3 separate regions of the Homo sapiens genome follow, and all the other regions are linked to region 1. The links are chromatin loops, found by intact Hi-C in ENCODE. Cell type or tissue: heart right ventricle. All regions are shown on one strand.

Region 1 (8,000 bases):
AAAAAAAAAGTCAAAAGTGGCCACAGTTGTAAAGTTTCAAAAGTAAGTAATTAATCAGTGTAAACTTGCTTTGCTATCTGTTTTAGTCCATTTTCACACTGCTATAAATAACTTCCCTGACACTGGGTAATTTATAAAGGAAAGAGGTTTAATTGAATCATAGTTCCAAATGGCTGGGGAGGCCTCACGAAACTTACAATCATGGCAAAAGGGGAAGCAGGCACAACTTACATGGCGCCAGGCGAGAGATTAATGCTGCAAAGGGGGAATTTCCAAACACTTTTAAAGCCATCAGCTCTTGTGAGAACTCCCACACCATCATGAGAACAGCATGGGGAAAAGCTTCCCCATAATCCAGTCGCCTCCCACCAGGTCCCTCCGGGATTACAATTCGAGATGAGATTTGGGTGGGGACACAAAGCCACACCATATCACTATTAGTGCCATATCCTCCAGATGAAGTTGGAATCTGATATGCTATCTATTCAATGCTGTTAAGAAAGCCACACAACTCTCAGAGGGGGAAACATTATCTAACATTGTAGGGACAGGAGCCACAAAAGATCACCAGGCAAACTTGGGCCTAAACTAAAGGGTCCCTCATCTCATTTGTATATTAAACTAGGAAAATACCCTGATAAATCCAGCTCAAAATTATGCAGATATCAGAGCCTTGTTCCATTTCTGGTTAATAAGAATTAATTACTCCAATTTGGCCAGTTTACTGGACTTTGAATTTTAGTTTTTCTCCTGTGATTTCTCATTTCCTTTTTCATTAAAACTTGTGGAAAAATGCTTCAAGAAGCTGTGGGTGGGCCGGGCGCAGTGGCTCACTCCTGTAATCCCAGCACTTTGGGAGGCCAAGGCTGGTGGATCATGAGGTCAGGAGTTCGAGAACAGCCTGGCCAAGATGGTGAAACCCTGTCTCTACTAAAAATACAAAAATTAGCCAGGCGTGGTGGCACACACCTATAGTTCCAGCTACTTGGGAGGCTGAGGCAGGAGAATCGCTTGAACCCAGGAGGCAGAGGTTGCAGTCAGCCGAGATCATGCCATTGCACTGCATTTTCGGCGACAAGAGCGCAACTCGGTCTAAAAAAAAAAAAAAAGAAAAGAAACTATGGGTAAGCAGACAATTCTTATACTTCATAGTTGGAAAATAAATTGGTACAACCTCCCTTGAATGTCTATTTGGCCATAGCTGTCAAAATGTGAAGTGCTCATACCCTTTAACCCAGCAATTCTGCTTGTAGGAATTTACCTTCTAGATGCACTCTCACATAGGTAAAGAAGGTGTGCAGCAAAAGACCAAAAATGCCCTTAATATCCATCAATATGGGACTTTTTTAAATTAAAAGTATTATAATTCTAACAAGCAGTAAAATTTTTCCCTTTCATGTACAAAAATCATTAAATCTATAACCTATTTCTTCTTAGAAACCAATGAAAATGTACTCAAAAATGTGGCATTGAACACGTTATTAATGTCAACTAATATTGACATTACTAATATTCAAAGATTATTGTCATCAAGCATCCACAAGGCTCTACTTGCCTTTTTGTAAAAATAAAATCAAAATTATTCTCAGCTTATTTCAAAACTGTCGTGATAAAGTGATATTACACTGGTGCAGATGTGATTGCGGTTTTCCCATTGAAAGTAATGGCAAAACGGCAATCACTTTTTTTCTTTCTTTCATTTTATTTTTTTTTTTATTATACTTTAAGTTTTTAGGGTACATGTGCACAACGTGCAGGTTTGTTACATATGTATACATGTGCCATGTTGGTGTGCTGCACCCATTAACTCTTAATTTAACATTAGGTATATCTCCTAATGCTAATCCCTCCCCCTTCCCCCTACCCCACAACAGGCCCCGGTGTGTGATGTTCCCCTTCCTGTGTCCATGTATTCTCATTGTTCAATTCCCACCTATGAGTGAGAACATGCGGTGTTTGGTTTTTTGTCCTTGCGAGAGTTTGCTGAGAATGATGGTTTCCAGCTTCATCCATGTCCCTACAAAGGACATGAACTCATCATTTTTTATGGCTGCATAGTATTCCATGGTGTATATGTGCCACATTTTCTTAATCCAGTCTATCATTGTTGGACATTTGGCTTGGTTCCAAGTCTTTGCTATTGTGAGTAGTGCTGCAATAAACATACGTGTGCATGTGTCTTTATAGCAGCATGTTTTATAATCCTTTGGGTATATACCCAGTAATGGGATGGCTGGGTCAAATGGTATTTCTAGTTCTAGATCCCTGAGGAATTGCCACACTGACTTCCACAGTAGTTGAACTAGTTAACAGTCCCACCAACAGTGTAAAGGTGTTCCTATTTCTCCACATCCTCTCCAGCACCTGTTGTTTCCTGACTTTTTAATGATTGCCATTCTAACTGGTATGAGATGGTATCTCATTGTGGTTTTGATTTGCATTTCTCTGATGGCCAGTGATGATGAGCATTTTTTCATGTGTCTTTTGGCTGCATAAATGTCTTCTTTTGAGAAGTGTCTGTTCATATCCTTTGCCCACTTTTTGATGGTGTTGTTTTTTTCTTGTAAATTTGTTTGAGTTCATTGTAGATTCTGGATATTAGCCCTTTGTCAGATGAGTAGATTGCAAAATTTTTCTCAATGTGGGACTCTTAAGAAGGTTTGGTATGGCATGCCCGAAGAATGCTCTCTGTAGAGGTGGGGGCTGAAATGCTATGCCACTGTTAGAAGAATGAGGGAGATCTTTCTGTACTGACTTAGAACTTGCTCCAAGATACACTATCACATGACAAAAGCAAGGTACAGAACCTTAAGTTTTTTTTTTTAAGGCATCTATAGATATATCATATACAACTGTGTGGCAGGCAGCTTCTAAGATGGCCCCCGGTGATCTCCTACTCCTGGTGCCCATGCCCTTATTTAATCCTCTCCCCTTAAATATGGTTCAACCCAGGAATTTGCTTCTAACAAACAGAACACAGCAAATGTGATAGGATATCACTTCCGAAATTAGGTTACCAAGAAACTTTGGCTTCTAGTCTTGCTTGCCTTTTCTGGCTCTTCTCTCTTATTTACTCGATGAAGCCAACTGTCATGCTGTGAGGTGTCCTATGGAGAGGACCGTGTAACAAGAAACTGAGGGAAGCCTCAGGCCAAAAGCCAGTGAAGAAATGAGGCCCTCGGCCCAACAACGTGTGAGGAACTAAATCCTGCCAAGAACCCCTTGAGAGAGCCTGACAGCAGATCCTCCCGAGCTGAGACATGAGCTGACTGCAGCACCAGCTGACAGCTTGACTACATCCTTGGGAAAGCCCCAGCGCTGGGGGCCTAGCTAAGCTGCTGCATTCCTCACCCACAGAAAATGTGAGATAATAAATGTTTGTTGTTTTGAGCCACTAAGTTCTGGGTAATCTGCTACGTAGCAGTAGATAACTAATATAACGTGTATTTGTTTATGCATATACACAATATATTTATTTAAAAACTGGCAACTGTGCTTGCCACTAGGAAAGCCATCTTTAGCTTCTGAGGGTCAGGGGTGGGAGGAAATTTACTTTTCACTCCCCATTCTTTGGTCTATTTTAATATATTGTTTATTCAACAAACAGGTAAATAGGTCAATACTTTTTTTGTTTTTGCAAATAGAGAAAAATGATTATTTTATAAGATGGACAATTTTTTTGATATGCCATGTTTTCATAAGAGGACAAAAGCCACACTGAAATAACCAATTAAGTTATCCACATAACTGAATGTAGGCTTTGAAAAATTACATTTGATCTGTGTATTTGGCTCAGGAGAGGTGGATTGTAAATTATTTTCTTTAACCACTAGAGGGCACATTGCATTTGGTTGTCTTTCAATTTCATGTAACTGAAATGTATATTACAAGAGAATGTCAAAGAATAAGAGAAATGTGCTTTTATTTTTTCTTTTGAGACAGAGTTTTGCTCTTATTGCTCAGGCTGGAGTGCAATGGCGTGATGTTGGCTCACTGCAACCTCCGCCTCCCCCCGGCTCCCCCTGCCCTGGGTTCAAGTGATTCTCCTGCCTGCCTCAGCCTCCCAAGTAGCTGGGATTATAGGCGCCCACCACCATGCCCGGCTACTTTTTTGTGTTTTTAGTAGAGATGGGGTTTCACCATATTGGCCAGGCTGGTCTCGAACTCCAGACCTCAGGTGATCCACCCACCTAGGCCTCCCAAAGTGCTGGAATACAGGGGTAAGCCACCATGCCCAGCCGAAATGTGCATTTTAAATGTAAATATTTTAGAAAAATACTTTGATGAACTTAATGATAAACATTTAAGCATGAAGAAAAAGACAAAGTAGAGGGAAAAAATAATTCTTGAAACCTAAAAACTGGTAAATCCAGATACTGTACTTGACAATCAAATAAATGAATACAATTTTTTTTCAGTTACTAAGTGGAAAGATAGTAATTCCGAGTCTCTAGGAAGCAAAAACAGTTGCAGCAGCAGGAAGAGCTGTATCGTGAAGTGCAGGCAAAGACACTTTATGGAGTTGTGATAAGAGGAAATTCATACATAAAGAGAAGTTTTAAAATGTCTTATTTCATTTTATTTGGTGGGTAATATATTTATATCATAAAATTTTAAAGGTACAAAATAGTATACAGTGAGAGATAGAGTCGGCCTTCTCCCTACAATGCATTTGCCCTCCTTGGAAGTTACCACTGTTACTGATTTCTTATATATCCTTCAAAAAAAAAATCGATACACTTGTAAATATATGTCAGCAAATATATTGAGTTTTTTGCCCCCACAGAAATGGCAGTGTGCTACATACATGGTTGTTACTTTCTTTTTCTTTTTCTAAACTTACCAATAATTTAGAGATCCTTCTACATCTGACATAGAGACCTGTCTTATTATTGTTAGCAGTTGTCTGCTATTAAAGTTACATTATTTTATAATTTGATTGAAATGATACCCATAATTTATTTAATCAGTCTCTATAAATTGACATTTAAATTGACTCCAGTCTCTTACTTTTGTAAACACTACTGCAATGGATGCCCTTTTACATATATCATTTTGCAATGTGTATTTCTGTAGGATAAATACTGGGATTTAGTCAGAGGATATACACAATTAAAGTTGTCACAGACACTGCCGATTTGTCTTCCATAAAGGTTGTGCCAATCAAATTCCCAACCCCTTGTCTTCCCATACCTTGCCCCACATCGTTTGAACCTGATTTTTTTTTTTTTAATCTTGGCCAGTCCGCTAGGTGAAGAATGGTATGTCCTTATATTTTGCTTTGTGTTTTTCTTATTATAAGTGAGTTGAGCACCTTTTCATGTGTTTAAGAGAAGGGCTTGTCTTAATCAGGCCAAACTTTACTATAAAAAGGGGTAAAATGTTAAGGTATTATTAGCCAAGTTAAGACTAGAGGGAGAAGTACATTTTAATGAGGGAAAAAAGAACCTGGGAAAGTCCTGAACTATCCTCATAACAAGGCCCTCTGCATCACTCCTCCACCCCTCTACCTGACCGCTTTCTGGGCTGGAACCCCAGTGCCTTGGCAGAGCCCATGACAGTTCTCCCCATCAAGCTGAGATAAGGCCAAATACCACCTGGGACCAAAATGTAGCAATGTGAGGCCATCATTTCCAAAGTGCCTTTTATCTTCATAATCCTCAGCCCTGCTTTGACCTGGTGCCCCTCTCAACCTTTTCCCTGCACTTTTTTAGATCAGCTCTGTCCAAAAGGAATATAACATGAGCCACATATGTAATTTTAAGTTTTCTAGTAGCTATATTTTAAAAAGTAGAAACAGTTGTAATATAAATAAAATATATAGGTACACTATATCTAAAACATTTCAACTTGTAATCAGTATTAAAAATTATTGAGATACTTTACACTGTTTTTATACCAAGTCTTTGTAATCCAGTGTGTATTTATTTCCACTCACAGCACATCTCAGTTCAGACTGGCCACATTTCAAGGGCTCAGCAGCAGCATGTGGGTAGACCTGCACTGTCTAACTGAACTTTCTGCAATGATGGAAATGTCAGATCCTTGTCTCCACATAAATATCTTCTGCCCTCATACATTCAGTCTGTCCCAGGAGCACTTTTCCTCGTGAATAGGATCCTGGCACTCTCCTAAGTCACTCTACAACCTTTTGGCATTTCTATTGGAGACCATTTATTCTTCCGCACCCCATGTTACCAGTCCCAAGTTCCTCAGGCACTTCAGTCTAGATCTGAGACTATGAGAAACATAACTACACATGTAGCTATTTAAATTAAATTTAATTAAAAATTAAGTTCCTCAGTTGCACTAGCCACATTTCAAATGCTCAATAGCCACATGTGGCCAGTGGCCACTACATTGGACAGTCCAGGTCTGAACTATTTCTCTTGCACTATCAGATAAAAGTCCTCTCTCCTGCCGTGCAGATCAGCTCTAGAACCTCCAGCCATCCCTTCTAGAAGTCATGGAGCTGCCTCCATTGATAAAGAATTCTGGAGGCTCCCCCTCATTCCTTGTAGCCTTCAGAGCTACCCCTCAGTGTCTTACCCCAGCTCCCAGCACCCCACATCCCAGCTTTTGAACATCTGTGTACATCTAGGTAACAGCCTGGCTGAACATTTCTTGTACCTCCTGAACTCCAACCTCACTTTCATTCCATTTCGGTCACCAGCTCCCAGAACCTGACCCTTGATCTGGTCATCGCCAGACAATACCAATCCCAGAAAGCTTTTTTATTCCTTCATTTATAAGTAATTAACAAGTAGCGCATACTACATTCTTCTTGGGAAAAAAAAAATGAACCATGAAGCTAAAGGGAAAGTCCCTCTTGGCCATCCCACCCCCACTACCATTTCAGGCCCCCCTCTCAAGCCCTTCTCCTGAGGCCATCCCCCTTGTTTTTCTAGACATGGATGAGCATGTGCACACTGTTCTGCTACTTGCTTGTTTTTCTGAGCAATATCTCTTGCAGACCTTTTCATGTCAGTATATGCAGACCCACCTCTTCCTCGTTATATGCATATGGGGGGAACGGGTAATACATTTATATGGTTAAAACCCAAAAAAGAATAAAAAGATGTGCAATGAAAAGTTTCCCTCCCTATTCCTGTCCCTTGTCTACACAGTTCTCATACTAGTTTCCTAGGTAACCACCATTGTTTGTTTCTCATGACAAATAATTATTCTTCATGCATTTCCATCAAATATGAATATAGGTTATTTTTCCCCATTCGGCACACAATTTATGCATATTTTATGGCACTGTTCTGAAGCTTGAAGTGCCTTTCCACGTCTTTCAGAACATCTATTAAAGCATCTTTGTCCTTTTTACAGAGGCATGGTATTCCCCTGGATGGCTATACTATAATTTAACCAGAGCCCTGTCAATGGAGTATTGGTTTGTTTTCAATGTTTACTATTACAATCAGTGCTATAATAGAGAACCTTGTACCTATATTACTTTCCATCTGTGTAAATATGTCTGCAGCATAAAGTCCCCAAAGGGAAACTGCACAGTCAAAGGGTATTTGAGTAGCTAATTTTGATAGATTTTGCCAAACTGCCTTCCACAGGAGCTGTGCCAATTTATACTCCATCAGTGCATATCTTGGTCTTTTTTGTTTATTTTAGAGATGGAGTCTCGCTCTGTCACCCAGGCTGGAGTGCAGTAGTGTAATCACAGCTCACTGCAGCCTCAAAGTCCTGAGCTCAAGCAATCCTCATCTCAGCATCCCCAGTAGCTAGGACTACAGGTGCATGCCACCGCACTCAGCAAATTTTTAAGTTTTTTTGTAGGGATGCGTCTTGCTATGTTCCCCAGGCTGGTCTCACACTTCTGGCTTCAAGTGATCCTCCTGCCTCAGCTTCCCAAAGTGCTGGGATTACAGACGTGAGCCACAGTGCCTGGCCTATCTTGATCTTTTTAACTGCTGCATAATATTCTTAAGTACAGAGAATACACCCCAAAGTGTATAGGCCCCTCCTACTGATGCAAGACA
Region 2 (8,000 bases), 58 kb after region 1:
TACAGCTTGTGCCCTCAACATTTCCTGGGCAACAGCTCCTAACTAGGACCACTTTCCACATCTATGCCCTCTGGTGCTTCGACTCTGGTCTCCTTCTGTCCTGTTTCCATACCTTGCCAGAAACTCGACATTTTTTGGTTTCCTCCAAAAGAGCACTTTGTGTATCAAAAATACAAACCTTAGGTTTTCACTCCGTCCTGGGGTGTTGACCTCTTATCTGCATGACAAGTGCTGAATTGCTCCTTTTGCAAAAGAAAACAAAAAAAGAACAATAATAAGCTGTTTTTCATGAACAGAAAATCCTTGAGGACAGGGACCTACTCTACCTTGACTCGCATCTAACCTTGTGCCTAGAAAAATTGTTGGGCCCAAGGTAGGTGCTCCATAAAATGGGTTGAATGAGTTCACACACACACACACACAAACACACACACACACACCACATTCTTAAAATGATGAAAAAATCACATCCTGTTTTCTGTTGCAAAAGTTCCAACTAGAATTGATCTTTCCCAAGATAACTAGCATTAATACAGCTTTGCTCAACACCAATTATTGCTCACAAAGAATTAGTTTTCCTCACTGGCACTATTATGGGTCATAATAATAATGTTTATTGAGCACTGGGGATCAGATACTAAATTATCTCATTTAAAACCTATAATAACCCTATGACTTATGTACTATCCCATCTTTATCTAAAAGAGGAGAAAAACTGAAGCCTAAAGAGACTTGGTAACTTCTACGTGATGGCTAGAGCTGGGCTTTTCATCCCAGGTCAGCCTGACTCCAGATCTCTTAACCGAACTTCTGAAACTCAAGCCAATTTTCTATAATGAAATACATTAAAGTTATATCTGAAACAACTACTACTCTTCTGAATATTACTTTTCTTTTGTAGACTAATCATTGGCATCCATATATTTAAGTATTTCTTAGGGAGCTCAATTTTTTCACAATATTGTACATTTAAAATATAATGTGTACAAGACAGCTTGCAAATAAGCAGCAGAGAAAGAATGGAAGTGAAATCTATTCTTTGCACTGAGTCTGTGTTTGCTTTAATTCTAGTTTCCGGTTTTGAAAGTACTTTTTTGTCTATTTTTTCTTCTTTTTCTTTGTACTGATAGTTTAATTACTTATTTTGTGATCATAAAACAATGAGCATTGTGACAATTTTACTGCAGTAAATATTCTTTGTCTGAGTCTAGGTTTCCTAGAAATTATAGTCTGAGGCAAAATTTACATTCTAAAGCTTCACTAGAGGGATGCAAACCCAAGGGAGCAGGAGTGAACAGGGGCAGGCCAATGAGACAGGAAGGCAGGAAAGTAAAGAGAAGATGTCTTATTATTGAGCTGGCCTTGCTTCATAGAAAGCACTATTGGTTGCTCTGTCACCTGGAAGTTTCCAGAGAGGCCCACATGGAAACATTTCTCAGAGGAATCCTTTGGGAGAGAAGAAGAGCAAGAATTTATCCATGGGTTATTGCCTATCATCTGCCTCTCAGTAGTTAAAATTTGCCTCACTGGGGCTGGGCGTGGTGGCTCACACCTGTAATCCCAGCACTTTGGGAGGCCGAGGTGGGCAGATCACTTGAGGCCAGGAGTTGGAGACCAGCCTGGCCAACACAGCGAAACCCCATCTCTACTAAAAATACAAAAATTAGCTGGGCGTGATGGTGGCGCCTGTAATCCCAGCTACTTGGGATGCTGAGGCACAAGAATCTGAACCTGGGAGGCAGAGGTTGCAGTGAGCCGAGATCCTGCCTCTGCACTCCAGCCTAGGTGACAGAGTGAGATTCTGTCTCAAAAAAACAAAAACAAAAACAAATTTTTTTTTTGTTTCACTGGGTATTAGCTTCTAGCATTGTTACCTGGCCCTTTGTATGAGTCTCAAAACACAAGGTGAGTCAGTGAGCATGCACAAGCCAGGGACATTTCCTTTCTGCCTGCAGCCTGACGTCTCGAGGCCCTATCAAGCCAGCGTGCCCCCAGTGGTCCTGTTGTGTCTTGCACCTGGTGACAAGGAGGGCCCAGGGTAGGAGGGAAGAAGCCAGCGGTGTAAGGCATGAGGTAGTGTGATCCTGAGCTGTGCCTTGGAAGACCTGGACACCTGGAGCAGCGGGCAATAGGCCCAGCTGGCTAAGCAGAAGGAACACGACAACAGCATGGTTTCTGCAGTGAGAAAGTTCCAAGAGCTTCTCCACAACAAAGACCAAAACCACCTCTCTGCACTCAAAAGAAGGTGATCTTTTTGGAGGGTCATTAGTAGCATTGAGCAGAAAACCATAGCTGAGGATCAATAACCTCAAACTGTCAGAACATTTTCATAACATGTCTCCTGGTGCACATGCAGGAGATTTTTCTTTGGTGAATATCTGTAAGTACAATCTCTATCAGTGAACACTTCTAAATAGTAGCTTTAAATGGTTGCTTGTCACTAAGTTTGGTTCTTTTCTTATAAATATGTCTAGAACTCATCTATTGATCCATACATTCATCCTGGGGGAAAGTACCATTGAGTATCCCTATCACAATTGCCTCATTGTTGAACTGGTAATAGACATCTCAGCAAACTCACAGGGAAACTAAAAGAAGAATTAAACGCTTTGAGGTATTTTAAACTTGGAGAGGCTATTTAAATCCATGTTACTTTTAAACCCAAAATTTCCCATTGTTTCCAGGAGAGGGCACAAATTCATCTTACGGTTATTCTTAGTGCTTTTCATCACCTTTCTTGACTTTACCCCACGTGTACACATGCACACACCCTCACATAAACATGCACACCCTACCTCTTATTTTATAAAATGACTGGTTATCTATTAACCAGCTTATGCAGCCATTTCAGAACCTATGCAAAGCAGCTTTGAACAGACTCTTCACTCTGCTGCAAGATCCAGAATGTCAACTGGGGCTTCATGAGGTTCCCATGTAGAGCTGGGCCTGCTAGTGTTAAATACATATGGCTTTAATTTACAGTCCAGTCCCTATATCGTTGTTTCCAATTGCCAATGGCATTGGTAAACCAACAGTAGTAATAGGAGTAGTCTCAGGCAATAAGGAGACACATTTTCTATAGAGAATTTTAAAACAATAATTAAATGGACTAAAAGCTGATTTGCTTTTACTATATTCACACATTGGCAATTCTACACAATGGTCAAATGCTCTCCCCGTCCCCGCTAAATCTTTTGTTGGTCTGCAGTCGAAAAAATTTCTGTGGTTATTATTCAATTTTGTAATACATAAAATCAGCAATGTTATTGCTTATCTCTTAAGAAACACATTTTCTCCTTTAGTAATAACTCCTGTGTGGGAGTTAACTCAGAGAAGACTTGACATAAATGGACTTATCTACACACTCTTGTTTGAGAGTTAAGTTCCAGATGGTTCAGAATCATTCATATTTGTGCTTGCTTTGGGTACACTTCATGCTCCAACCCATGTGGGACTATCTGCTTCTGCATTTAAACACTAGATCTGGAATAAGCAATGGCAGTAGAGTGATTGTGACAGAACTTGGGCTACCTCAATTCTCTCTCATTCAATTTAGTGCTCTCATGAAAACTCACTTGGAGTTTTTATTTATAATTAAAATTTAAAATAATAATGCAGCGTAAACCACAAGGTGTAATTTTTTTTGGTAACTGCAAGTTTATTTCACATGTGCAATATTTCACACCTTTGAATAATATCTTTAAAAATTGAAATTGATGTCTTTTTTATTGTTCTTTTTCTTATGTAATTACTATTGCACTGTAATGTTATTCATTTTTATGGCAGTCTAGTATGTAGGTATGTGTATTTTCTTTTTTGTTTGAAAAACATTAATGTAATTAAAAGTATTAGTCCACTACTTTCCCCTTTTTTGATACTATAAAATGTATTTTATTATTTTATTTTTCATTTTTATTGGAATGATTACATATACGAAGTTCAATAAAATAAAAATCTCTCTCAGTCCATTTTTCTTTTTATTCATTTCATTATTATTACCAAAAATAATGCTGTATGGAGTAGTGGGGTGTTAAAAAATGATCTGCTCGACAACACCAGTCACACAAGGCACGCCCTGCTTCCTTGCAGATCCTCAGGAGAGCTGCCCTGTCTGAGAACACTGCCCTCTGCTGCTCGGTGTGAATTCACCCATGAGGCTTATAAACAGAGAATTAACCCTCACTCTACCTTAAACTTACTCTTTTATTCAGAGAGGTATATCTAACTACAGTGTCAACTTTGTCTTGGTTCACACAGATCCCCAGGAACAGAGTGAGCAATCAACACATTTTTGTTGAATGAAAGAAGGAATGTGATGTTACTTTGCACATATTGGAGAGTGCATGCAAATGTGTTAATATGTCTGAGTATTGTGTGCAAGTGTGGGTGTTCACAGCACAAAATAGGCTGGTCAAGAGTGAACATCATATATTTTACTTTTCTTGCACCCACCCACCCCCCGCCCCCCACCACTTCCCAGCCGTGCCAGAGACACTACAGATGCAGACTAACAAATTGACTTAGAAGGTCAGGACTCAAAAGCCTATTCCAAAAATATTAAGAATGGCCAAGAAGTTAAAATCCAATCAAATAAAATCCCATTTTTTAATTCTTTTGTTAGCACACTAGTTTTTTGTGTGGTGGAGGAGAGGTTACTCATTAGAAAATAAAATTCTAAACTTATAACAAGATACTATAACTGATACTAATCTTTGCCAACTGTTAATAATTTCTTTCTCATTCTTGTAACTGATGCCCGAAATGCATCTAATATATAATTCCGAAACATTTTAATTACCATTATATTTAAAGTAAGAAAGGAGGGGGAAATGTAGCTTTTAAAGACTCTGAGCAGCTCACCTAAGATGGCCTTTCAAAGATAAGTGATATAAAACATTAAAGAGCCTAAAGCTTACATAGTCCAGCCTTGGTGTGTAAATAAAGGAGGCAGAGCCCAGAGAGTATAGGCTTGTTCAGAGTCTCACAGTGTGAGGGTATAGCCAGGACCAGAAGCCTGCAATCCCTACTTCCACCCCAGTCTCTCATCCTACACAGCACAGCTTCCAATGTAGAAGAAAATGGCTCTATCTTTGTTTGTTATATCAGATTGTTTAAAGTATTTAAGATATGTGCTTTAGATATCATTACACTGGCAGATAACAATATACAGAGTAATAAGAATTTGAAGATAACTTTGAGAATCACTTATTATAACACATACATTAACAAGAGAGAATGAATATTTACTAAGTATCTACCACATCCATGGCACATGGCTATTCCCTATAGAGACTACTGAATGAATAAATGATAGCATGAACTTATGTAACACTCGCCATAAGCCAGGTTGGTCTAAGTGCTTTACATTCATTAAGACGTTTAATCTTCACAACAACTCTGTGAATATCTGTTATTATCACCATCCCCAGTTTACAGATAAGGAAATTGAGGCACAGAGAACTTCACCAAGATCAGGCAGCCAGCAAACAGAACTTTACAACTTTGGTCATCTGACTCCATGGGCTATGCAAACTATGATCTACCTCCCATCTTAAGGAACAGAAACATAGGAAAAGGTGAATGGTAATGCGGATTTAAATAACAGTTAATGACAACTATAATGGACAAAAGGCAATATCCAAGAGGCAAGTGAATAGTATAAGTCAGAACTCTTTGCGTGCAAGCACCAGAAACTAAATTTAAAATCTCTTAAGTTATCTCAAAAGCTATTTATTTGCTGGCAATAGTAGAAGGCATTGTGGGCTGAATTTTGTCCCCCCACAATTCATGTGTTGAAGTCCTAACTCCCAGAACCTCCAAATATAACCATATTTGGCATAGGGCCTTTAAAGAGGTAATCAGGGTAAATTGAGGTCATTCGGATGGATCCCAATCTAATCTAACTGGTGTCCCTGTAAGAAAGTGAGATTAGGACAAAGACACACACAGAGGGAAGGCCAAGTGAAGGCACAGAGAGGAGGCCTATATGCAAGCAAGAAGAGAGTTTCCAGAGTGAAACCAACCTCCATGACACCTGGATCTCAGATTTCTAGTCTCCAAAGTCACAAGGAATTAAATTCCCATTTTTAGCCACCCAGTCTGTAATACTTTGTTAATGCAGCCTGAGCAGAATAAAATAGAAGAATACTGGGTGTTTCATAGAATTAAAGAGTTACAGGAAACAGTCGGAGCCAGGAATCTCAAGGACTAGAACAAGGACCTCAACACCTGCAGAATACACACACTATCCTCCCCACACTTCCAGCTTCAGAATTTAAAAATGCCAAGGATGGCCTCAACTGATCCAGTTGAGGTCGCATTCCCAACCCTAAGCCAATCATTTAATTCTCCTAGTTCAGTGATGCATCTCTACCATCCTTCGCCGGTCTGTGTCCCCAGATCCTCCTGTGGTTGAGTTTCCCAAGAGAGTAAACCTGGTTTCTGCCAGGACAAGAGAGAGGCTGCTGAAAGATGAGGAAGGAATCCAGAGGTCTGACTGCTTTCTCCAAGGACTTTCCATAAACCTCCTGTTTTCAGCTCCGCCTCTTACCTTTTCTTTCAGAAGAATCTGGTGCCTCCAATTCTGGGGACTTTACGGGTGCTGTGCCATGAACTAGCTTCCTTCTTAAGCTCCCCATCTGCTGGTACTGCAGTTTCAGCCCCTGTCCATGTCCATCTCCAAAAATGAGATGACATGGACTTTTCACCTATTCTTTCTGTCTTGTGGACTTGGGCCTTTTTGGCTTCTTTGCTGTCATTTTAGTAGCATTTTGAAAGAGATGAAAGAAAAACACAGGTTTTTAAACTGCAATGTTTAACCAGAAGTCTATTTTGGGAATTTTCAAATAATCCTCTGTGAAGGTGCCACAGTGGCTTACTTCTGGCTTGGGAAGGTGGCAGTAGCACAGAGGACAGACAGGAGAGCAGACTAGGAAAAGGGTAGGCAGGCTCTGGCCTCTGCCCCCGCATCAAGCAGAAAATCTTGCTTTTTATGTTTTATACATTGTCCTTCTAAGATTTCATTTGAAGAAAGAGACTTTAACTAAAAATAGAAAATCTTAAAACCACTGTGCAATACCAGCCTGCCTCCTACATATTTTAAAGAGTTTAAATTATGGTGTACATACATGTATTCTGGTTTTTTTTCATTAGATTGTGTTACAAACATGTTTCCATATTTATGTGGCTTTTTCATCATCAGTTTCTTAACCTAGTGCCTGGCACATGATAGGCTTTTAGTAAATAGTGATTGATTGAATGAATGAATTATATTTAACAGCTGCTTCTAATTTATTTGTAATTACAGAGAATAAGCTCTTCCATTCATTCATTTATTCACCCAACACATATTTATTCAATACCTATTATATGTCAGGCATTGATGGATGGTGCTGAGAATACAGGAATGAGTAAGGCAAACCGTCCTTTCCACACAGAGCCAACAGTCTAACGGGGGAATCTGACAAGTGAATTGACAATCACAATATGTATAAAAGCTATGGGAAACAAAAAGCATCTACAGGAGCACATCATAGGGGTCCCTAATGCAGACCTGAAAGTTGGGGAAGTCTCCCTGGAGGAAAAGACTTAAAGTGAATCCTAAAAAACTAACAAAACAGTTTCTGGTTCAGCATGTAAGAAATTTGGAAGTTGCCACTCTGTCCTAATGAGTAAAAAGCTGAACAAACTGAAAAACCAAATTAGCCAGGCATGGTGGTGCACACCTGTGGTCCCAGCTACTCGGGAGGCTGAGGCATGAGAATTGCTTGAGCCTGGGAGGTGGAGGTTGTAGAGAGCCGAGATTGCACCATTGCACTCCAGCCTGGGTGACAGAGCGATATTCTTGTCTCAAAAAAAAAAAAAAAAAAGCAGTGAAAAATCAACAACTCTTCTTAGCTCTATAAGAGAAGTGATGGCACAGGACAAATTGCTTCCCCCAAAATTGGGAAGACCAACAGGCAAATACAGAGAATCACAACTTCAAGAGCAGAAACCTCCAT
Region 3 (8,000 bases), 160 kb after region 1:
GGGCGACAGAGTGAGACCTTGTCTCAAAAACACAAAACAAAAAAGAAAAAAAAAATGCACACTGTACCCTTTCATTTATGACGTTTAAAAACATGTAGACCTACACAATATATCGCATAGTGATGCATATGTGTGTGATAAACCTATAGCTAAAAACAAGAAAATGATAAGCACAAAATTCAGGGTAGTGGCTGCCTCCATGAGGGTGGAGGAGGGGCAGCCCTGGCGGCGGCTATTGAGCATCACTCATTTACCAGGGGTTTGACTGGAAGAGCTTGGCTGCCAGCTCACCAACTAACACTTTTATCCAGAGGAATAGTTTTCATAGTCAGAATACGTCTGGGTTAGAGCAGTGCAGAAAATGAGAAAACCTGTTTGGGGAGCTTTTCCCTGTTAAAAAATGAACAGGAGGAGCACTGGGGATAGGTAGACAGCACCCCATCATACTTGGTTTGATTCAGTGTAGATCAATGCCATTGAATTCTGTTCAGAAACATTGATTCCTCCCCGGCTGTGTGCTGGGCACCTGGAATACAAAGATAAATTAAAACTGCAAAGAAAAGTACTGGGAGGGAACAGAATAAGGCAGATAAGTAAATTGGCTAATGAATGTCCTGGGTGGGTTTTTGAGTTCTTTGGCCCAGTCTGGACAAGTGATCAGGGAAAGCTTTTGAAAGGAGATTGTGCCTCTCGAAGATGAGTCTTGAAGGAAGAGTTGGAGTTAGAGACAGCAGGGAGGACAAGCTCATCCCAAGCAGAGGTAACTCCATTAATAAAGATACGCGGGAGAGATGTGTGTTATTTCTGCAGCCAAAACCTTGAGTTGGGGCCTCTATACAGATGAGGCAGGAGGGTTGAGTTGGCTTCCGTGTGCTGCAGAGATGGTAACGCTCAACTGAATTTAGGCCAGGCGTGACAGGACCAGAGGCTCTAGAACCCCCGTCCTAGAGAAGGTGAGCAGGGAGCCTAGTTCAGAGACTGTTGCAATGGTCCAGGTAAAGTCGAGGAGGTGGAGAAGGGTGGTAGAAATGAAGAGGAGGGTGTGGATCAAGAAATACTTAGGAGGCAAAAATGGCAGGACATGGTGTTTGGTTGGCTGTAGTGACTGAAGGACAGGAAGACTATGGAATGATAACTAGAGACAGCTAACAGTAACTGGCTCTATACCACATGAAACAGCATCTCAGTCCGTTCTTGGGATTTGCCAATGCAGAGTGGATCTAAGTGAAATTTCCTCTTGTCTGCCTAGTGATTTATAACAATTTGCAGATGTAACATGGCCCCCAGTACATTTGTGGCACTGTGATTCTGTCACATTTATCCTAAAGCTCAGTTGCAGCAGAACAAAAATATGTCTTTGTTCCTAAAATACTCTTCCTTGAGAAAATTCAGTTTCCAATATACTACCCCCAAGGTTAATTCATAGAAAAGGCAGTGAATGATCATATAATTATAACATCATGTCTAGAAGGCTGACCTGATTGAGTCTTTCCTTTCCTTTGCTGCTTATAAGTGCTTTTTTTGTAATTTTATCATTTAAACAAAATTAACATGTTTTATTTGTAATTGTAGGTTAGAATTGTGTGTAGTGCATTGTTTTTATTTATTTAATGGGAGTGTTTTTCAAAAGCATGATAGAATATTTTCGTGAAAGGCTCGAATCTCAGAAGCATTATTTAAATAACTTCATCACTTTTGTGGCTGGAAGTGTCTTAGTCCGTTTTGTGTTGCCTATAACAGAATACCTGAAACTGAGTAATTTATAAAGAAAAAGAATTTCTTATAGTTACGGAGGCTGAAAAGTCCAAGGTCAAGGGACCACATCTGGGGAGAGCCTTCTTGCTGGTGGGGACTCTCTGCAAAGTCCCCACGCAGCACAGGGCATCACATGGCAAGGGGGGCAGAGCATGCTAACTCAGGTCTCTCGTCTTATAAAGCCATCAGTCCCACTCCCGTGATTGCCCATTAATCCATTAACCCACTTATCCATTAATCTGTGAATGGATGAATCCATTCCTGAGGGCAGAGCCCTCATGACCCAATCACCTCTTAAAGGTTCCATTTCTCAATACTGCCCCACTGGGCATTAAATTTCAACATGAGTTTTGGAGGGGATAAATATTCAACCCATAGTAAACTGTAAATGTAGATCACAAAGCTCACTTTTTGATTCATCTCATCCCCTGGCTCAGAAGGTTATATTCAGGACGGAAAAGATCACGCAGTTTTTCTAACTGGTTGGGTCAGGTAGATCTACCCTCTCTGCCACCCAACCCCACTCAGCACAGCTGACAGTAGGGGGAAAAAAATGCTGCTTCATTATTTGGTGTCCATGATGTGTAAGAAGTGATTGGCTGAGAAGATGTCTCAAAAAGGTGTTCAGTCAGACCACTGGTTAATTCATTTAAATAACTTGTTAAATTTTTTCTACTTCTGAATTAGTTTTTAAACAGAATTAATCAGACAGCATTTTTTTAACCATTGTGTAAATAACAATAGCAAAACTTAAATGAAACTATCTTGTGTAATATAGTAATCCCCTAAGATTTTAGAGAGCTTTTGAGCCTCACTTACCATCTCCACTAAATCTTTAGTGCCAGCTAACCAGGAAGCTCCTAAAATTAGAGCTCTTAATCAATGATGCCATTCATGAACACCAAAACAGATTCATCACTTTCTTTTTTTTCCTTTACAGCATTTTGCTAATGGAGATTATAATAGAAATGTTTCCATTTCAGACATACCGAAGAACTGCCATTGAAAATGAAATGGAAGTCCTTTGCATGGCTTTCTTAGCCCGGAGTGGATAGAAAAGATAATCAGTCCACTGAGATAATCCCTCTGGCTGCATCTTTACAGGGCGTGGGAATTTGTTCACCAGATTTGTCCATTTTATGCTCTGTAGCCAACATGGCAAACCCAGGCCAGCTTGAACGCAAGTCTTAGTTCAGAGAATCTGCCTTTTCCCAATCAGGCAAATCATGAGGTGCTTTTTGAAAACCAGCCATGTCCCAACGTCTGCCACAGTCTCTAGAGTTATCTGGTCCTGGGTTCAAGTTCTGACTCTCCCAACATACTAGCTATAGGGCCTTGAGTAAATCACTTGAACTCTCTGAACTTCAATTGCCTTTTCCATAAAAAAAGAGATAAAAATAGGGTTGTTGTGAAGGTGGAATGTGACAATTCACATAAAGCACAGTGCCTAGCTGAGCAAACACTCGGTAAATGTTAGCTATTAGAATTGGTATTTTTAAACGTTTTAACTTTTAAGTTTAAACAACTGGTAATCTATTGTCGGAAGTTAATGGAAAACTAGAAAATTTTACATTTTCAGAGAGGCACCACTTTTAAGTATTTATAAAAAAACACATTTTTCTTTTTTTAGGCCAATTGTGTCTGAGAGAAATGAACTTCTTATTCAGTTTTTATCAGACTTAAGTTTAACTGCAGATGGGTTTATTGGTCACTACATATTCAGGCCAAAAAAACTGCCTACAACTACAGAACAGCCTGTCACCACCACATTCCCTGTAACCACGGGTAAGTTTTCCTGTTTGGAAGTTTGTGCAAAAACTTTAGGAGTATAAGAAGAATTCTTTTAAAGTAGAAAAAAAATAAGAGGAAGATACTTGAAATTAAAGTTAAATAGGATGAAAGCTTTGGTAAGAGAATAATATGACTGCATTAATGAAAGAAAGGTATGGGGTGTAAGAATGCTTGTAAGCTAATAGTTTTTAAATATCAGGTAAGAAAATTATGACCATTGAACAATGACTAGGAAGCCTATTAGAAGCACAGATCATTCTAAGACTAAGTTTCTGTTTCTGGAACTGACAAACTTGTCGTTTGCTTTTTATTACATAGAATTGTGATATTTTAGGTTGAAGTTCTAGGGCCTTGCTATCTGTGTTTTCATATTCTGCCAATGTTTGTTTTTGGTTTTTTTTTTTGCTTCTCAGCGAAATGTCATATAAAATGTTATTTATTTATTTATTTATTTATTTTCAAATCGGAGTAAATTAAACAACAATATTCAACGAAGTACAGAGGCTGGTTGGGAAACTGGCCTGGGGGGCTGAGGCATGTATGTAGGGAGTGGAGAGGCAGGGTCTCTGTAGGTAGTACCTGGCCTATCAGCTCCACCCCCTGGGATTTCAGGCCTCAGATCTAAAAATCCAAACCCAGGGAGGAGGGGGAAAAGCGGGAAGGAAAGACTGAAGGTTAAGATGTAAAATAGGCTGAAATAAGCCCAGCTTTATTGCCCACATTTTCCATGTACACCTAGGCTGGGGCTGAGTACAGGCAGGCGCCTCTGGGTCTAACGTTTCCTTGCACTCTGCAAGTGCGCCACTGTGTGGTGTGGACGTGTACTGCCTCATGTAACTGCTGTATTTCTCCAGCTCAGCTCAGTAAGCCTTGGTGTCCATGTTCTTTCCAGTGAATTATCTGGTCACACCCATTGAGCTAGTGGTTCCCTTGCTTTTATCTCCATCCTCAACTTTCTCTGAAATCGCAAGCATGGATTTGTAATTCTTTCCTGGACACAATGTGACTGTAGCTATTTAAATGAAAGCATATACAAACTTGTTTTTATCACACTATTTTCTGCCTCAGACCTACTTCTCCACCTATTTTCCCAAGCACGTCCACAGCATCGGTAGCCGCACTCATAGGGTCATCTTTGATATCCTCTATCTTTTCTCCTGACCTCATGCCCTACCCCGCTCCCACCACACCGAGTAGACTGTGTTGTTCTCCCATTAAATTTATAGTCTACAGCTATGCTATCCAATATGGCAGCCACTGTGAGCACTTAAAATGTGGCTAATGATATTGAGGAACTGAACTTTTAATTTAATGTTAATGAATTTAAAATTGAAAAGCTTCATGTGACTAGTGACTACCAGATTGGACCACATGGGAGCCCAAACCCCTTCCCGTGGTGTGTCAGACCCTTCACACTTTGTCCCCAGCCTCTCTTTCTAGTTTCGTCTTCAGGCCTTGCAAACTCTCTCCTATGCTCTAAGTATTTTTGTGTTTATCCTATGTGTGGGGGAAGCTGTTGATGGGTTTAAGCAAAGTTCAGGATTAGTTTCACATTTTACAAAGATCACTGTGGCCACTGTCAGGTGAATGAATTGTAGAAATCCAGGGGGTCACCAGAGTCTCGTGCTGGTCCAGGCGAACTGTGCTATGGCACAAATTCAGAGAGAGTCAAGAGATGAGAGGGAAACAGTGACAGGCCTTGGTGATTCATTGGACTAGGGAGGTCAGGGAGGTAGGTGTCAGGAATGCCTCCCAGGTCCCGGGCTTGCACAGCTAGGGGGATACTGCCACTGTTCACAGAGGTAGAGAACTGGATTCGGAGGTGGATTTATAAATTAGGCTGTCGCCTTGTTGGGTTTGAGGTGTCCGTGAGATTTTCCAGTGGATATGCCATGCGTAGGGGTACACGGGTCCCCAGACTAAAAGATTTAAGCCAGATTTAAATTTAAGAGTCACCCATCATCCACAACTCGGGTCACAGCGCGCCCCTCCCCAAGGTGGTCTTCCGCGACCCGTACTGGTTTAAGAAGCGGACGGAGCTTTTCATTGCTGCCGAGGGCATTCACACGGGCCAGTTTGTGTATTGCGGCAAGAAGGCCCAGCTCAACATTGGCAGTGTGCTCCCTGTGGGCACCATGCCTGAGGGTATGATCGTGTGCTGCCTGGAGGAGAAGCCTGGAGGCCGTAGCAAGCTGTCCTGGGCATCAGGGAACTATGCCACTGCTATCTCCCACAACCCTGAGACCAAGAAGACCCGTGTGAAGCTGCCCTCTGGCTCCAAGAAGGTTGTCTCCTCAGCCAACAGAGCTGTGGTTGGTGTGGTGGCTGGAGGTGGCCGAACTGACAAACCCATCTTGAAGGCTTGCCAAGCCTACCACAAATATAAGGCAAAGAGGAACTGGTGGCCACGAGTATGGGATGTGGCCATGAACCCTATGGAGCATCCTTTTGGAGGTGGCAACCACCAGCACATCGGCATCCCCTCCGCCATCTCAGAGATGACCCTGCTGGCTGCAAAATGGGTCTCATTGCTGCCCGCCAGACTGGACGTCTCTGGGGAACCAAGACTGTGCAGGAGAAAGAGAACTAGTGCTAAGGGGCTCAATAAAGTTTGTCTTTATGCCAAAAAAAAGTAAGAGTCATCAATATATAGATAGTTGAAACAATGATCAAGAACGAGATGACCTAGGCAGAGATTGAGGGCAGGAGGAGGAGAGGCGCGGAGATTAACCCTCTAGAAACTTCCGTCTTTTTGAAGAGAAGGTTACACTGGCAAAGGTGACTGAAAAGCAGTGGCGAGGGAGGAGGGAGGAGAACTGGGAGGATGTGTGGTGAAAGCCGTGGAAGGGAATGTTACAAAAGGGAGTGGTAAGTGAGTCAAGCGTTGATGAGACTTCCAATAAGGGAGGACTACAGTGTTTCCGTTTGGTTTCATGACATGGAGTCTACTGGAGACGCCAGCACAATCTATGTAAGTGGCTTTGTGCCGCCAGCAGAACCCGGACAGTGTGTGCTGAGGGGAGTGTGGAGCATGGCAAATTGAGATAATAAGTTCAGTAGCTCATTCCCCAAGTTTGGCCTTAAAGAAGAAGGAGAGGCTTTGAGAGTCTTGAACCTGCTTATGTTGATGGGAGTAACTAGCAAAGAAGAAGGCAATGGCAGACAGAAGGAATAAACTGAGAAGGAAAGTTTCTATAAAGGTGAGAGGGGCTGGCTCCAGAGGACTCACAGAAGGCATGACTTCAGGTCGGAGGGGGGTGACCCCTCTCTCAGAGGAGGAAAAGAAGAGAGATGGTATAAAGATGACTTGGAGGTTTGGTGGGGATCTTGAGAACATTTTCTGCTATGCTTCTCTTCTTCCTAGAAAATAGGCAGGGTCGGCTAGGTGCGGTGGCTTACACCTGTAATCCCAGAACTTTGGGAGGCCGAGGCGGGTGGATCATGAGGTCAGGAGATCGAGACCATCTTGGCTAACACGGTGAAACCCCGCCTCTACTAAAAAAATACAAAAAAATTAGCCGGGCGTGGTGGTGGGCACCTGTAGTCCCAGCTACTCGGGAGGCTGAGGCAGGAGAATGGCGTGGACCCAGGATGCGGAGTTTGCAGTGAGCCGACATCGCGCCACTGCACTCCAGCCTGGGCGACAGAGTGAGACTCTGTCTCAAAAAGAAAAAAAAAAAGGCAAGGTCACCTCTGAGAGGGAGAAGGGAGTGGCAGCACGGGAGGTTAGGAGAATGAGAAAGAATTTGAAAAACAGCTGTAGAAATTGGAGAGTAGGCTGAACTCCAGCCTGTCACTCTGCTGAAGGCCCATTTGTGTACTCAGTTGTCTGAGGGCAGGCACAGGAAAAACAGATTTCTCTGAAGATTCATACAGGGCTGAAGGGCAGAGGGGAAGGGACCTTAAGGCATTGTGTAGAAAATGATTGAAATAATGGACCATGGAAATGAAATAGAATTGCTAAGGAAGTAAAGACAGGCCAGGGCTGACGGGTTGGGAAAAATGAGAGCAGCCAATATATTGAACCATCAAAGATGGAAGAAAACATAGTCATAGAGTGATTAAATAAATAAGCTTGGAGGGGAGAACGCTGTCCTGGTTGCCAGCAGGTCTAAATTTGATAGACTGGCAATGAACAGCCATAGCATGAAGACATCCGAGCCTGGAACTGAGTGTCTAGGAAAGTCCCTGGTGAAGATGAGGCCACGGGGACTGCGGGATCAGACATGGGAGGGTGGACCCATAGAAACGATCGCGGGAACACAGCCAGGGAGGGCTGAGAACCGGGACCAGCTTTGTGAGTGAAGGGCAAGGAGACAGATGACAGTTAAGATGAGGAGGGGAAGGAGAGAGCCAGTGACTTGCAGGCCAGACAGCAGGCCCCACCAAAGCAGGAGAAGGGCATGTTGGACACCCACCCCACTTCCAGACTGACCTTCGGAGGCTGAGAAGCA

Evidence for each region. A loop is a pair of places that touch in the nucleus more often than their neighbours do. Peaks named below come from ENCODE experiments on the same cell type or tissue, not always from the same donor. Only the 100,000 strongest peaks of a DNase experiment are listed, where the experiment ranks them.
Region 2: it touches region 1 in a loop (5-fold over the local background); 35 of 110 quality-filtered maps call a loop at or near these places.
Region 3: it touches region 1 in a loop (7-fold over the local background); 92 of 110 quality-filtered maps call a loop at or near these places.

Annotation. Positions count from the first base shown.
Region 1 is chr3:142,983,107-142,991,106 of GRCh38, reverse strand. The region is part of intron 2 of PAQR9-AS1 (PAQR9 antisense RNA 1); the gene reads right to left. Among named protein-coding and RNA genes, the nearest start is that of U2SURP, 14 kb to the left of the region's middle. In heart right ventricle, a CTCF peak has its summit at 3,828 (motif pointing right); a DNase peak (open chromatin) is centred at 3,252; H3K27ac peaks cover 1,124 bases.
Region 2 is chr3:142,925,447-142,933,446 of GRCh38, reverse strand. HLMR1 (hepatic lncRNA metabolic regulator 1) reads right to left here and starts at 6,772. Exons shown (of 5, transcript NR_038455.1): 1 at 6,551-6,772; 2 at 179-242. RefSeq lists an enhancer at 3,986-4,280. In heart right ventricle, CTCF peaks have their summits at 2,672 (motif pointing right) and 4,129 (motif pointing left); no DNase peak of the experiment used is centred here.
Region 3 is chr3:142,825,232-142,833,231 of GRCh38, reverse strand. PCOLCE2 (procollagen C-endopeptidase enhancer 2) reads left to right here. Exons shown (of 9, transcript NM_013363.4): 6 at 3,386-3,540. It also overlaps the pseudogene RPL8P3. Among named protein-coding and RNA genes, the nearest start is that of PCOLCE2, 60 kb to the left of the region's middle. In heart right ventricle, CTCF peaks have their summits at 4,161 and 4,360; a DNase peak (open chromatin) is centred at 4,331.